2 separate regions of the Homo sapiens genome follow, and region 2 is linked to region 1. A link is a loop called in an ENCODE intact Hi-C map of the cell type or tissue named here. Cell type or tissue: PC-3. All regions are shown on one strand.

Region 1 (8,000 bases):
AGTGGGAAGTGGGGTTGGGCAGGTGTGTAAAAATGCAGGCATGGCATCCATAGAGTGCCAGCTCTGGGCATGGGGAAGGCAGCATGTGTCAAGGAGCTCTTCAAAGAAGAGGTAAAATGAGAGCAGAATCTTGATGTATGAGAAGAAATCTGATGCAGGAATGGGGCAAGAGAAGTTTCCTAGACAGAAAACAGTATATCTGAGCAACTGTTGGTGATAAGACATGAGGCTAGGGAGAAAGCCAGGGACTCAGATAGTAGAAGGTGCTAGGGAACTACTGAAGACTAGCAAGGGAGGAATAGAAGCAATTTTGTGTTATAGAAAGATAATTCTGACAGAAATGTGATGGGTAGATTGATGGGGACAGGTGTGGTGGAGAAGGAAGAAGCTATATCACCTGTGTTGAAAGCATCCAGGTAAGAAATGAGAAAGACTTGAAAAATAAATAAGCCATGTTTGCATGAAACAGAGAAAAGGGAATATATTTAAGAAATGTTCTAGGATGTATTCCTTTTTTTAATCCTAAACTCACCAATTAGGTAAATCGCTGCCTAAGGAAGAAGCAGAGACAGGACAAAAGTGTTACTTTAATGGAGCACTCTCTACAAAGAAACACCAGGAATAGGGAATAAATGGATCCTGAGCAACATTAATCTCAGGCAACTTGCAGTTCTTTCCTTTCCTTGGGGTCACTGCTAAACTCTGTGGGCTGTCTTAGTCCATTCAGGAGCTGCTATAACAAAATATCTCAGACTGGGTAATTTATAAACAATATAAATGTATTGTTCACAGCTCTGGAGGCTGGGAAGTGTACGATCAAGATGCCAGCAGATTTAGCTTCTGGTGAGGGCTTGCTCTCTGCTTCAAAGATGGCAACTTCTTGCTGCATCCTCACAAGGCAGAAGGGGCAAACAGGTTCCCTGAAGCCTCTTTCATAAGGGTCCTAATCCCATTCACCAGGATGGAGCCTCATGACCTAATCACCTCCTCAGAGCCGTACCTCTTAATACTGGTACCTTGGGGGTTAGGTTTCAATATATGAAATTAGGGGCTGGGCACAAACATCCAGACCACAGCAGAGGCTTATCTAGTGCTAAGGCACTCTGGGTTAAGATGGTCTAATGTTATTGTCCGAATTGATTTCCATTGAGAGAACATGTGGATTGAATGGAAAAGATCCTCATTCAGGTCCAGCAGGTGTTATTGCTACTCCTGTGATCCTTTTGGGTTCACAGAAATCAATCTAATCCTCCAATGTTGACCACATTGGGCTGGAGGAAGCTCACTGGCGTTGTCCAAGGTCCCACTGCCTAAACATACCACATAATCATTTCCATTCTAGGGGACAAATGTAATTGAGGTTTTGCTGCTCCCTGGAACTTGGTCCAGAAGGTTAAGCCCAGGTCCTTCTCTGTGCCCTACCAACATTTTTGTTCTTTTTTCTCCTTCTCACAGCCAGGAGAATTATTTCCTAGACAGTGAGTAAGAAAGCCTCATCTTCCTCATCATATGTGCTCTCAAATCTTTGACCTAAATCATAAATCCTTTCTAGTTCCCCAAGGAGCTAAATTTTTGAAATGCAAAAGAACATGCTTTTTTCTGCTTTCTGATATCACACTCTTTGTTAACGTAATGAACATTAAATGGTCCAGTAGTTCAAATATCTGATAAAGAATGCGGAGAAAGAAAATAAATGGAAAAAGTTTTGGTTAATTTCAATCGTATATCCTTTGCATAGAATACGAATTACACAAGGGCTAGAAACACATATATCTCACATTGTATCCCTACTACTCAGTGAAGTGTCTGGCCTCTAGTAGCTCTCGGTAAGTGTGTAAGTGAGTAAATGAATACAAGAAGACAAAATCCCTGCCCTCACGAAGCTGACTCCCATTATTACTCCCACTATTGAGGAAGATAACAAACAAAACAAGGTTAGGGCAAACTGATAAATAATGTAAAAGAAATAGGCCGGGCGCGGTGGCTCACGCCTGTAATCCCAGCACTTTGGGAGGCCGAGGCGGGTGGATCATGAGGTCAGGAGATCGAGACCATCCTGGCTAACAAGGTGAAACCCCGTCTCTACTAAAAATACAAAAAAAATTAGCCGGGCGCGGTGGCGGGCGCCTGTAGTCCCAGCTACTCGGGAGGCTGAGGCAGGAGAATGGCGTGAACCCGGGAAGCGGAGCTTGCAGTGAGCCGAGATTGCGCCGCTGCAGTCCGCAGTCCCGCCTGGGCGACAGAGCGAGACTCCGTCTCAAAAAAAAAAAAAAAAAAAAAAAGAAATAAACAGGGTAGAGTGATATAGAGAATAATTGGGTGATGGGGGAATGGAATGGGGGACAGAACTATTGATCTGATCGCCCTTTCCCTCAGAACAGTCCAACCCCCAAAAGTAAAAATTGAACTTTTGAAAAAAGTAGACAGAAACAGTATAAGTTTAAATGTTAAAAGTCATATCAAGAAAGCAAATACAGAATTGCAGTTAATATTTACAAAGTCATTATGCAGACACACTATTACATGTAGACAGTTGTAGTTAAAACACCTTGGGTATTTCATTTCTAAAGCGAAGCTCCACAGGCACATTCTGTTTAAGGTTCTTTTCATTCTCTCAAAAGTTATAAGCAATGGAGTGTGTAAGTTGTTTTAATAATAGTTCAGTTCTTTATGTACATTGTAAAAATGTCAAGCGTGTTGATTCTTCAAAAAGTTGCATTTCACTTAGCAGAGAAAATAAAAATGTCCCATTTCTCCCGAGAAAAAGGATAACATTTTCTAATTGTGCAAACACTTTATGAAAGTATCACTTGACTCTATATTTTGACAGCTGCTTTGCATTTATTATTGGAGAGGCTCTTCATACGGCATGTTCCTTTTTTTTCCTTTTCTAGTCAAGAGGTGTTAATATTATTTTGGAATTTTTCAAATTTAAGAGAGTGGTAAAGGGTTGCTCTTCAGGGGTTCTTAATAAACAACCCCCTAACTTCTTACCCCTTTAAGAGGTTGTTTAGGGGGAAAAAAAAGAAAGAAAAATGGTTTTAGACTATGAGCTCCTTGTTTTGAGAATCAGTACCATTTAGCCTCATAGCATGCAAATTTCACATTTTGCCTGGCATGTAGCAGGTGCTCAGGAAGTGTTTGCTGAGTTGAACTGGTTTGAGAAAAGGCAAGGGATTACTATCCTTATTATTCAGATAGGGAAAGTGAGGCCCAAAGAACTCGAAGATGCATTTGTATTGTGCTTGGTACTTTAGTGAACGTCTCACCCAAGTTAGCTCATTTGAAAGTTGGTCCTCGCAACCATTACATGTAAAGTAGGAAAAGAGAAGAGTAATGATGTGTTTGACATATAGTGAGTTAGTCACTACTTGACTTCCCTCTATACAGCAAGTCAGTCTCTGCTGCTAAAGGAAATCTAAAACCTAATGATTAAAAATCTCAGGTTCTTGGACTTGGTGGAAGGAAGGTTATTCTTCCAAGGACAAAAAAAAAAAAAAAACCCAGAAAATCTATAGGAACATTTGGACTAAAAAAAGTCCTATCATACATAAAAATAAGGCTCACATACACTATTGGTGGTAATGTAAGTTGGTCCTACTTTTATGGAGAATTTATGGATATGTACCAAAATTAAAATGAATGTAACTTTGACCTAGCTTTGATCAAGAAATTTATGAATGTATTCACACTATAGACATACTAGCACAAGAGTGCAAAGATACATGAGGAAAAGGATTTAATGAATATATAAATGTTCACTGTGACATTGTTAGCAATAAGAAAACTTAAAACATTTTAGTGTTCAATAAATTGCTGGCCACACAAATTATAGGTTATGTGGGTAGTGATATTTTATGTAGACATTTGAAATAAAAGATTAATCTATGTATTGACATGAAAAGATGACCACAACATAACATGTCAAAACCAAGCTGCTTAATAGTGTGATTTCCTTTGAGTAAAATCACTCACCACAGTATTAGTGACTGCTACCTCTGGAAAGTGAGACAGGCTATCTCTTACTTTATTCACTTCCAAAGTACTTGATTTTTTTTAAATAAAATAGATTAGTTTTAAAATTCAAAAATTAAGAAGCAGCTGTTTAGTCCTGGCCACACACAAACTCTTTTGTTGTTTTTTTTTTTTTAAATCAAGAGTAAGTGGAACCCAGGAAATGATTAGCAATTGTTCTACTTCACCACAGTGTTTAGCACAGTGCTTGTGACATTGTTGGTGCTCAATAAATATTTTGAGGGAATGAGTGAGTAAGGATGAGTCAACTTGGGCACTCTAGTAAAGTGAGACGGAAGGACATAAGAACATTCAGATTTTCTAACCCTAAAATCCAAGCCAGTGAGTCAATGAAGACTTCGTGATGACCACATTGCTACGGTTGATTGATGTTAAAGAAAGACTGGCTACTCGCCAAAACATAATATGAGGGTCGTATTTGCACTGGAAAAGGATTCTTGCTAAGCCCTGACCATGCTTTTTTGAGCATCTCTTATGGCACCGACCTGATGGTTTAGAAGTCACGGAAGCTTTATGAAGAGGGAATCTGAGAGAGTGGCCAACTGGTTCAGTCCATTCACACACTGAACCTCCTCAGCAACATTCCCCAAGTAAGGAATTCAGATTGCTGGGATAGTGTTTCCATTTTCTCCTGGGGAATTCTTTTCTTATCAGCTCTAATTACTAGAAAGTTCCTTATGACACTGAACTAGAATCTGCCTTTTTATAAAATGTACCCATAGACAATGAATCTAAGCAGTTCTCCATAGTGGTTTAGAGAACAGCTTCTGGAATCACAGATCTGCCTTGAACCCTAGCTTCTACACATAGGTGCTTTGTGACCCTTAGGCAAAGATTACTAACTCTCTAAAACTAAGTTTTTTCTTTTAGAATTGGGGATAATTACAGTTCCTATTTCATGGAATGGTTTTAAGAAGATCATAAATAAATATATGCAAACTGCTCATCACCATGTATGGCACAAAATGCCCAATAAATAATATCATTACAATTGTTTAGGCCTTTTTCACTAGGTATTTGACAGAAACAGGGCGGCAAGTGGTACAAAACAGCAGTTAATGGATGAGGTGTCTCTTGTCAGTGGGCTGTGTGCCTGAGTACTTTGATTTCAGTGACTCAAGCACCTTCTTTGTTTTGCTCACTAGAAACGAATTAGAAAACTCTTCAAGCAGGGGGAGAGAAATTTCATACCATTAATTTGACAAAAACAAGAAGTTTGTACTTTCACAATTATAGACACTAACTTATAGAATACCTCATTCACCTCTGGGGGGTGCAAGGAAATAGCTCCCTCTGGGGCTTCTCTCAAAACTTGTCTCCCCGAAGCTTCCTAACATTCAAATGGCTGTCAGGCAAAACACAAGTCTTCCCTAGCCATCCTGAAACATTTCTCATGGCTAATGACTACCTATCAGTCTGGAGTTGACTTTATATTATTACTCAAGACATAAATCACAAATCCTAAATGGATTCAGGAATGTATAGTTGAGCACAATGTATATGTATATCTTTACCATATAAATCTGTATTATACACCATATGAAATTCAGTAGACTAGGAGACTTAAGATCTCAGTTTACTCAACTATAAAATGGCTACAATGAATGGTTCTTAGACTATGTTCTAAGGACCTCTAGGTCTGCACAGCAGTGCTGGGAGCTGCTCGACTTGGGCTTTAGGCTTCCATCTTGTTTCGAGTAGAGCAGTAATGTTTTAACAGATACCTCTCTTCTCATCAGCTCCCCTCAAACCATCCCTCTGGGAAGGGCAACCTAAGCAGGACAAACCATGCCTTTCACTTTAGAAAAACACGAGCTGCTGAAAGAAGTCTGCTGAAACAATATCACAAAGAGTGCGCCTACTTGGCGAAGGCTTGGGTGCAGAGAAGGGGGAAGGGTTTATAGGAGAAGAATAGTGGGGTTATAGAGGGGCCATGTTTGACCGAAGAGGTGCCTTCTGAATCTCTGTGGAATGCACAGCTGTGGAGCCAGCTGCATCAACACAATCACAGTGTCCTGCGTGATGGGCTGTGACCTCCCTCCGTGGAGACAGCAGGGTATGGGGGAAGGGGGACTGCTCATGGAATCAGAAGACTTAGGAGTGAGTCTCGGTGCTGGGACAGAGAGCTTCCTCTCTCTGAACTGCTATTTCCCTACTGAAAACCAAGAATAAACATACCCACCAGATCAGCTTCACGGGCATGTTGTATGGTTTAAAGACAATGGGGTCTACAAAGCATTTTGTAAATTAGAAAGCTCCACAAAGATACCAGCTGTATTCATCAGCCCATGAGATGTCTAAATGTGATCCTTAAATTCCAAAAAGCTTGCTAAGTTCACTTTCCTAATATATGAATATAAAACATTAGTGAATTATCAAATAAATGAGGTGTTTCATTATGTTCATATACTTTTTCAATATGTCAATTATAAAAACCATTGTATCTGAGACCCTATGAAGAACTACATATGAAATTACAAAGAAAGATCTAATTATATATGAAAAAGTATATATATTATAAAGTCTAATTATATGTGATTTCAAAAAATATAACTAGATTATTCTTAAGGAACTACTGTAGTGGCAATTGATTTTTTAAATGTATACAGAAATATCAAAAGTTTTACAAAAATACCCAAAGTCCAGAGTCTCCATTTCACACTTCAACAAGTAGTGCATGCTTTACTCCTATTTTAGACTGTTTCATCTCAGAATTGGATGTTATGCGTCTCTGCTCACATCATCCATGTAGCTCCACTTCCTAAGGAAAACCATCAACTTTTCTGGTTGGGGAGTTCTCTAGAGCAATCCTCTTCATTCTCCTCTGAGCGAGATAGATTCAGGACACTCATCACGGGATGGATCCAGGATGTAGTCTGTGTTACATGACTTGAGAAGAACAAGAATGCAATTAGAATCTGAAAGACTGTCCTTCTACTCATCCATGCAAGTACTGATCCTGGTGACATTGCTTCTACCCTAGTAAAGTCCCTGTGATAGGAAGCAGTTAGAACTAGATCCAATAGCTTTAATAAGTCTTAGACACATTTTAAGCTTCAATGAAAACCATTTCTTTCTTTCTTCTTTGGTTAAAAAGGAATGCAGGTGAATGCAGCATCTCTAACTCCTTTCGTTTCAGTATCTGACATTCAGTAAGTCAGCAAGTCCAATGACTGCCTTGCTGTAACATCTCTGGAATCTGTTTCTTGCTCTCCTTTTTCAATGAAATAGTCTGGGTCACTGAAATGGTTTGCCTCCCTGCCTCTGCTCTAGTTCTTTTCTAATTCATTCTCTACTGCAGCCAAAGAACTTTCTAAATGACAAATCATACGCTGTTACTCACTTGCTAAACATTCAATGAAATACTTTGTTTTTTTAGCTGCCTCAACAATACCTGCTTTTTAAAATTTTTATTTATTTATTTATTTATTTATGTATTTGAGACAGAGTCCTGCTCTGTCACCTAGGCTGCAGTGCAGCTGCACAATCTCAGATCACTGTAACCTCTGTCCCCTGGGGTTCAAGGAATTCTCGTGCCTCAGCCTCCCAAGTAGCTAGGGCTAAAGGTGCGCACCACCACATCTGGCTAATTTTTGTATTATTAGTAGAGATAGGGTTTCACCATGTTGGCCAGGCTGGTCTGGAACTCTTGGGCTTAAGTGATCCACCCACCTTGGCCTCCCAAAGTGTTGGGATTACAGGCGTGTGCCACTGCACCCCACCAACAATATCTTCTTCTTTCCCATAATCCTTTCCCATGAGAAGTTAACTCTTATTAATTCTAAAAAACCAAATATCCCTTAAGAATCCTCCAATCTGTGCCCATGGTCTTATCTCTTATTAAATCAAATTATAAATGCTTGTTTATTTTTAGGCCTTCCTATTTCATATAAAGCTCCTTAATGGCAGGAACTATATTTCTTATCTCTGAATTTGTGGGGCCTAACATGATCTCAGAACAAATG
Region 2 (8,000 bases), 270 kb before region 1:
GCAACACAAGATTTTGTTAGGGGCTAGAAGCTGGGGCATTCATGTCAACTGTTTTGTAGAGGAAGAGATATTCAGCCAAGCAAACACTTTCTGAGCACTTAGCATGTCCCAGGGGAGGTCACCTGCTGAGCATGGGAAATGAAAGTGGAGTCAAAGACTTGAAGAGAATTGTGAAAATTTAGAACAGTTTCTGTGAACACTAGGGGAAGATGCAGAGCAGGAGACAAATGGATTTCCCAGTGCTGTTGTCGGCCAGCTGCAGTTAGAAACATTTTTCTGCTGAATAAAAGGAAGAATTTGCTGACAGTAAAAACTGTCCTGAGTTGCCACGGGCTTCCCTCGGAAATGGGGAACTTCCAGTGGCTGGATCTCAACCATAGGTTAGATCAGCACTTTTCATCCGGAAAACCTATGTACCAATAATAGCTGAGTGGGGTGTTACTAGTAATTTTGGCTAATAATGATACCGAACTATGCAAATTCTTAACTTTTAAAATGCACTCTAGAATACAATCAAGGCTGAGCCTGTAATAGCATCCCTCTTAATTACTTGCATTATTGATTCACTTTGAGCAGAAAATAAAAGGTGTGGTGCAAGCTTAGCTGCCAGGAATTGTACAGAACCCACAAACTATCTGATCTCATCAGCAGAGGTAATGTATTTCATATGTGAATGTTATCCATTGAGTGTGGGGGAATGGAAAAATGGGCTGAGAACTGTTGAGACAGATGTCAATGTGGTATTGGGAGATCTAAGAATTGAATGGAGATCTAAGAGTTGAATGTGGAATGGGGATGTTGACTTGAACAGTTAAAGTCCTTCCAACTCTGATATTCTGTGATTCTAGGAAAACACCTGTGTGTCTGGATCTTCTTTAGGCTTGAAACTAAAAGCTTCACACAAGAAGGGAATGAATCACTACATAAATTATTCAGCGCTTGAAGGCCCTCAGAGAATTACTCTCTGTTCTTTGATTGAGGCAGGGATTTTCTCCTAGATCCTTAGTCTGAATAAAGGCTGAGTTTTGGATCTCTCAGGTCCAGAAAAAATGCTATAGATAATTAGGCCGTCATTATCTAGGCCTCCTCCATCTTGAATCATTATGACTATAAAATCATTACCTTGTGCATAGCTTGCAATACATTCTTTTCCCTACTTACAGTCCAGAATTGCTGGTTGAGATAGATAAGGTGTTGTTGCAAAGGGATTTCATAACTAGTGGGAAACAGTATGACATAACAGTATGCCTGGGGCCAGATACCAGTTTTACTATGTTCCAGGTGGTTACCTTAACCAGGTTACTTTCTGCTCAGTGCCAGCCTCATCACTGGTAAAATGAGAATAATAATGTATCAGAGGGTTACCGTGAAGACATAATACACATCGAGTGCTTAGAATAGCACCTGGCAGGTATAAGGTAGGTAAGTATTCCAGCCACCTTACTTACATAATTGCTACCTTCCAGGAGCTGGAAGAAAGATACACTTAGATGGACATACTTTTTCAGCCCATGCAGCCAACAAAATAAGAACATAAAACCAAAACAAAATTAAACAGTGGGTATTTTATTACCTCCTTTTTTTTTTTTTTTTTTTTGAGAGAGAGTCTCGCTCTGTTGCCCAGGCTGGAGTGCAGTGGCGCAATCTCGGCTCACTGCAAGCTCCACCTCCCTGGTTCATGCCATTCTCCTGCCTCAGCCTCCTGAGTAGCTGGGACTACGGGTGCCCGCCACCATGCCCGGGTAATTTTTTTTGTATTTTTAGTAGAGATGGGGTTTCACTGTGTTAGCCAGGATGGTCTCGATCTCCTGACCTCATGATCTGCTCGCCTTGGCCTCCCAAAGTGCTGGGATTACAGGCGGGAGACATCGCAACCCACCCTTCCTCCTTTCATAGGTTCTCCTTGTTTAGAAAATTAGACGCCAACTCTTTAGCTTGGTATCAGAATCCTTCATGACAATGCCAATGTTTCAACACACATAATACACTCTTCCCCATTAAGTCAATAACCTACACTTGAACAAAATCAGACCATCTGCTGTGGTCCCAGTGGGCATGATATGTCCCCATCTCTGAAAGCTTACTCATAGTATTCACCCAGTCTGTATGCAATATATTTTTCACTCGTCTTTGCTGGTTGGTATCTTCTCATCCTTTACCATCCAAGCCAAGTGACTTTCTCTATGAAGACTTTCTTTAAAACCCCAGTAGATAAAATATGTCTATCCCTCTCTGTGATACCTTAACACTTTATATACTTGATACTTTCATTACCATACTTTTCATACACTTCCTTGGTATAGAGTTATTTTGTAAATTCCTCCAGATTTTAAGTGCCTTGAAAGAGAATTTGTTTCTTATTCATCTCTATTTCTCCTCCTGTGACTGGCTCCCACCGTCACTGCCCCCACAATATGCACAGTGCAGGCCATGCTGCCTTATACACTATAGGCATTTGATAAATGTGGGCTGGTTATGGGACTCTCTGGGATGTAAGAAAGCACTTAATTGGAATGAAGATTGGGAAGAGTTCCCTATCCAGCTTAAGTGGGGCAAGAAAGAGCAGATGCTATAACCCAGGGGCTTTGAGCACTTATTAAAATTAGATATTGAATGTCTGAGAACAAATTCTAGCACATACTGAGTATTAGGCATATTTTAGATGCTAGCCACCCCCTCTTCTAGAAGATCTGCCTCCTACCCACAACCCCCGATGAAGTGGTGAATGAATCATCTGTCTTTGTTCCACTGCAGTCCCCACTCCATCTTGAGTCAAAGCCTACCTACCCTACAGCCTCATGAGACAAGATGAGCTCAGCCACTGTCTCTCTCCACTAAGATTTCAAGTTAGGACTTAAAAATACTCAAGTAGGAGCTATAAACTCTAAAATTGTTGCAATACTAACAACAACAAGAACAACTGTATTTATTGAGTGTATACTATGTGCCAGTCACTGTGTGGCACATAGTACGTGCTCAATGTACTTAAGGACAATATCTTTACTCCTCACACTACTGTGAAGATGAGGCTGTTATTACCCCCATTTTATTTTATTTTTTATTCTTATTTTTTGAGACGGATTCTTGTTCTGTTGCCCAGGTTGGAGTGCAGTGGCACCATCTTGGCTCACTGCAACCTTTGCCTCCCAGGTTCAAGCGATTCTCCTGCCTCAGACTCCCGTGTAGCAGGAGCTACAGACGGGCACCACCACACCTGGTTAGTTTTTGTATTTTCAGTAGAGACAGGGTTTCACCATTTTGGCCAGGCTGGTCTTGAACTCCTGACCTCAAGTGATCCGCCTGCCTCAGCCTCCCAAAGTGTTGAGATTACAGGTGTGAGCCACTGTGCCCGGCCTCCCCCATTTTACAGGTGAGAAAAGTGGAAAACAGAGAAGTGAAGTTTTAAATCGATAGTCAAACTCCAGCAACCTATCTCCAGAGTCTATGCTCTTAACCACTATACTAAAACATGTTTCCCCGGGGCAGGGCAAGTCAAGGTGAAATGTCTCAAGGACTCAAAGATGGGGCACTGACAAGCCAAGGAGTAAGCAAAGGAAGTCAGTCTACAGACGTAAAAACAACTATGGGGTAGGAGCAAAGGGAGAAACATACATGAAAGATTACACAGCCATGAGGCAGCCACAGAAAGACACAGGACAACCCCATTTCCCCATAGCTATAAAATTCCTGCGGCTTGGCAACATCACATTTCCTGCCTTAGGATTTTGTAACCCTCACTGCTTATGATAAACTGACCTTTGCACTAGCTAAATAAGTGGAGCATAAAAAGAACCTGGTGTATATTGTTAAAAGCCTGTGTCTCCATGTTCAGTGTGGACTCAGAAGTCACACTCATTGCTCAGTCCTCAAGTCAGGCCAGCTCCCACTTTGCAGATCATGAGTGAGAAGACCTTATTGGAGCTCTAGCACTGCCAAGTTATTAAAACGGAGAAACTTTGAACTGGTCCTTAATGTGTTTGGACTTCAGCAGCTTCATTTATAAAATGAGTGTCAGGGGAGGGAAGAACCAATAACAAAACATTAGACCTGCCATCTGCCTCCAGCCAAAAGTTGTGACTGAGGCTCAGTGGAAAGGCCATGCAAACGTGGAACTTTTTTTTTTTTTAAGCTTAGCATTCCTTCGGGCTTGTGTGTAAACCGTGACTGTTATCGGTGGTGGTAAGCCAGTCAGTAAAGAAAAAAGTAATGCTACCTATCACGCTGGCATTGCCCTCTCTCACATCTCTGTTTACAAAGTTACAGGTATTGCCAGAAAATACCCGCATTCCTTTGTTCTCACTAATGAGTCAACTCTGGAAGCACCAGTCCCTTTATCAGTAAGACAGATCTACCTTGTCCAAGCCTCTGTTTACTCATCAACAGAAACATTCTCCTGGGCTGTTCTCCATAGTCTTGGCTCACAGTCTTCCTGTGTCTTTGTGCTTCACCAGACTTTACCTTTTCTGCCCACTTGGACCTAGATGACCTCCCACCCCCAACAACAAGGACTGTGATTCCTGCCAGCGAGTCTCTTGTTTGTTTTGGGGAGAAGCTTACTTGGCAACAAAGAGATGGGACAGATAGTTATTAGCTTGAGTGCCCAGACAGTGTGATTCTCTGATACAGTTAAATTTACAGGACACAGAGATGTTACATTTAATTGAGTTTTGTTGTAGATTTATTTTGCTGAATAAAATTCACAGGAGGCCATTGGTTTGGACTGAGCTCCCCCTGCACTAGATCCACCAGGCCAAACCAAAATGGAGTCACTCGTGCTAATGTTCTGTGCTACCATGTCGGAACTGAGTTGTTTATCTGACCTACCAAGAAATCAAGAGATAATAGCCATCTCCCCAAACAGGCGAGTTTTAGGAAGCCTGCTCTGCCTTAACCTTTACAAGAAAAGCAACTTTGAACACCAATCTACTCTTTGTTCTCTGTTGGGGCTTTCCTCAGCCCTTGCCGAGAAGCTAACCTCCCCTGCTCAGCTCATAGGAACACTCATTCAATTTTATGGAATGAGGTGTTGCCCAACTCTAGAATGGCAAACAAAAGCCAATTAAGATCTTTAAATTTGTTGTAATTTTGTCTTTTGACAGTTTGTAAATGAACTATGCTGCCTTCATAAATATTACTTATATTGGGTTGTCCCCAACTTCAGAAAGGTCTTATGTCTCATCAAAACCACAATATCACTAAATCATAGTCTTCCTGTCTTGTAACTCTTGCAGACATGACCACAATTTCCCACAAATAAATGATAAGATATTTGAAGCTTGCTTTGTTAGATTATGGAATGGGAAGGACCCCGGCAAGTTAAAAGCCCTGGGGTAGGATTGCCAGATAAAATACAGAATGCTGAGTATATATGTGTGTATATATATATATTTTCTTTTATATATATATATTTTTTTCTTTTTTCTTTTTTTTTTTCTTTGCTCTGTTGTCTAGGCTGGAATGCAGTAGCATGAACACAGCTCACTGCAGCCTCAACCTCCTGGGCTCAAGTGCTCCTCCTGCCTCAGCTTCCCAAGTAGCTGGGACTACAGGCCTGGGCCACCATGCCTGGCTAATTCCCTTCCCTTCCCTTCCCTTCCCTTCCCTTCCCTTCCCTTCCCTTCCCTTCCCTTCCCTTCCCTTCCCTTCCCTTCCCTTCTCCCTCCCCGCTCCCCCTCCACTCCCCTTCCCCTTCCCTCCCCTCCCCTTCCCCTCCCCTCCCCTTCCCCTCCCCTGCCCTTCCCCTCTCCTGCCCTTCCCCTCCCCTCCCCCTCCCCCTCCCCCTGCCCTCCCCTCCCTTCCCTTCTGTTTTTGTAACGACGAGGTCTTGCCATGTTTTCCAGGCTGGTCCTGAACTCCTGGGCTCAAGCAGTCCTCCTGCCTCAGCCTCCCAAAGTGCTGGGATTACTGGCATCAGCTACCACATCCAGCCCCAAGTTAAATTTGAACTCTAGATAAATAATGAATAAACAACCAATATTGCATGGGGCAGAATTATACTAAAAAATTATTTGCTGATAACTGAAATTCAAACTTAAAGGGAATCCTATATTTTTATTTGCTAAATCTGGCAACCCTACCCAGATGTCCAATTCTGACTCTTACAACAGGTAAGAGTTGTAAATTTAAATTTGTCATCCTCAGAATCCTCCATAAAATGAAAAGGCTGAACAAGATGAATCCTAAGGTTTCTTGCAGTTCAATAATTATGTAATTCTGTGACTCAAGTACTAATGAACTACAAATGTGACACTGGGCAAGTTAATTTCTTGGTGGATCAATTTCCTCCTCTTCAAAATAAGGATGATAAAGCCAATGTCAAAATTATTAGATGAATAGACCTGGTTTATGACTTGTCTTAGATAAACAAAGCTAGATATTAGTTAAAGAGGTGAAAGCAGATTTTATTCAACTACTGACAGTAAGGAAAGAGTTGGGCTGCCTTCTGATTTGTGCAAAGGTAACTGGGCATTTTAAAGGGAAAATAAGGGAGGAGGAAGTGTGAGCAACTGCAGCTCAGGCAGAGTCAGGGAAAGTGAAAAATGACCAAGGGTTAGTCAGGGTAAATGTGATTAGGCTGGCTGCATCTGCTAGCTGGCAATTATGGAAGTCAGGATTCTATCCTCCCGCAGAGACTGGGACTCCCAGGCCCTATTCTTCCTGATTATATTTCAAAGGAATAGTTTTCAGGTCCTTGAGAAAGATACTCCTGAGTTGTAGGAGATACGTATACATTTTAAAGCAACAGAGAAAGGACTCAGAATTGTAAGCCACTTTGATTTCATGTGCTAGGAAAGGGAAGTTAGGGGCCTATTGTCAGGTGTTGATGAGAACAAACAGTAAATGCTTTTGACAGCCTTGAGATTTTCCTGACAGGAACTCAAAAGGGGGCAGGGTTTTCTCAGTGATGCTGCCTTCCATGCTAGAAACCATTCTATGATTGGTCAAGTCTTAGTGCAGGGGTATGGACTGAGCGGTTGTTATGAGCCAATAGTTATTTGCAGTTCTCATCTTCAAAAGTGCGTGGCATAGTAACTTGTGCTTAATAATTAATCTCTTGTTTATTCATTCAAAATACTATAAAATCCCTCATGATCAAGCTGTATCTAAAGAAACTTTTTTGTTTTGTTTTGTTTTGTTTTGTTTTGAGACGGAGTCTCGGTCTGTTGCCCAGGCTGGAGTGCAGTGGTGCGATCTCGGCTCACTGCAAGCTCCGCCTCCCAGGTTCACGCCATCCTCTTGCCTCAGCCTCCCAAGTAGCTGGGACTGCAGGCGCCCACCACCACGCCCGGCTAATTTTGTTTTTGTATTTTTAGTAGAGACGGGGTTTCTCTGTGTTAGCCAGGATGGTCTCGATCTCCTGACCTTGTGATCCACCAGCCTCGGCCTCCCAAAGTGCTGGGATTACAGGCGTGAGCCACCGGGCCCAGCCTAAGGAACATTTTTTTTTATAACTTAGTTCTGTGTGAAGAAACGGCTTTTGATGCAAACTTTAAGTGAGAAAAAAGTATAGGACACTTGCTTAACTTGCTCACTTTTTTTATTTTTTTGAGACAGGATTTCACTCCGTCACCCAGGCTGGAGTGTAGTGGTGCGATCACAGCTCACTGCAGCTTTGAACCTCCAGGGCTCACATGATCCTCCTGCCTCAGCCTCCCAAGTAGCTGAGACCACAGGTGTGTGCCACCATGCCTGGCTATTTTTTTAATTTTTAGTAGAGATGAGGTCTCACTATGTTGCTCAGACTGGTCTGGAGCTCCTGGGCTCAAGTGATCCTCTTGGTTTGGCCTCCCAGAGTGCTGGGATTTCAAATGTGAGCTACCATGTCTTACCACTTGCTTAAAATATTATGAGTCTTAGCAAATTGTTGGTAAGCAATGATGGTGCTGCAGTTTAAAATGAATGTTATTTCTTCATTAAGGTATCTCTTAAGACTTGTCATTGTCACCATTTTTGTTGACACGAAGTTGGTGACCTATGGACTCAAAATACACATCTTTATT

The links. A loop is a pair of places that touch in the nucleus more often than their neighbours do. Peaks named below come from ENCODE experiments on the same cell type or tissue, not always from the same donor. Only the 100,000 strongest peaks of a DNase experiment are listed, where the experiment ranks them.
Region 2: a loop joins it to region 1, with 2.0 times the contacts of the local background. A loop is called at or near these places in 2 of 110 quality-filtered maps.

Annotation. Positions count from the first base shown.
Region 1 is chr17:55,158,721-55,166,720 of GRCh38, reverse strand. STXBP4 (syntaxin binding protein 4) reads right to left here. Exons shown (of 18, transcript NM_178509.6): 18 at 1-6,924. The coding sequence ends at 6,810. Among named protein-coding and RNA genes, the nearest start is that of HLF, 100 kb to the left of the region's middle. In PC-3, no CTCF peak of the experiment used is centred here; a DNase peak (open chromatin) is centred at 4,390; H3K27ac peaks cover 3,323 bases.
Region 2 is chr17:55,429,652-55,437,651 of GRCh38, reverse strand. No RefSeq gene overlaps it. Among named protein-coding and RNA genes, the nearest start is that of MMD, 12 kb to the right of the region's middle. RefSeq lists a silencer at 5,137-5,337. In PC-3, no CTCF peak of the experiment used is centred here; DNase peaks (open chromatin) are centred at 3,691, 4,301 and 5,221; H3K4me3 peaks cover 1,259 bases; H3K27ac peaks cover 2,140 bases.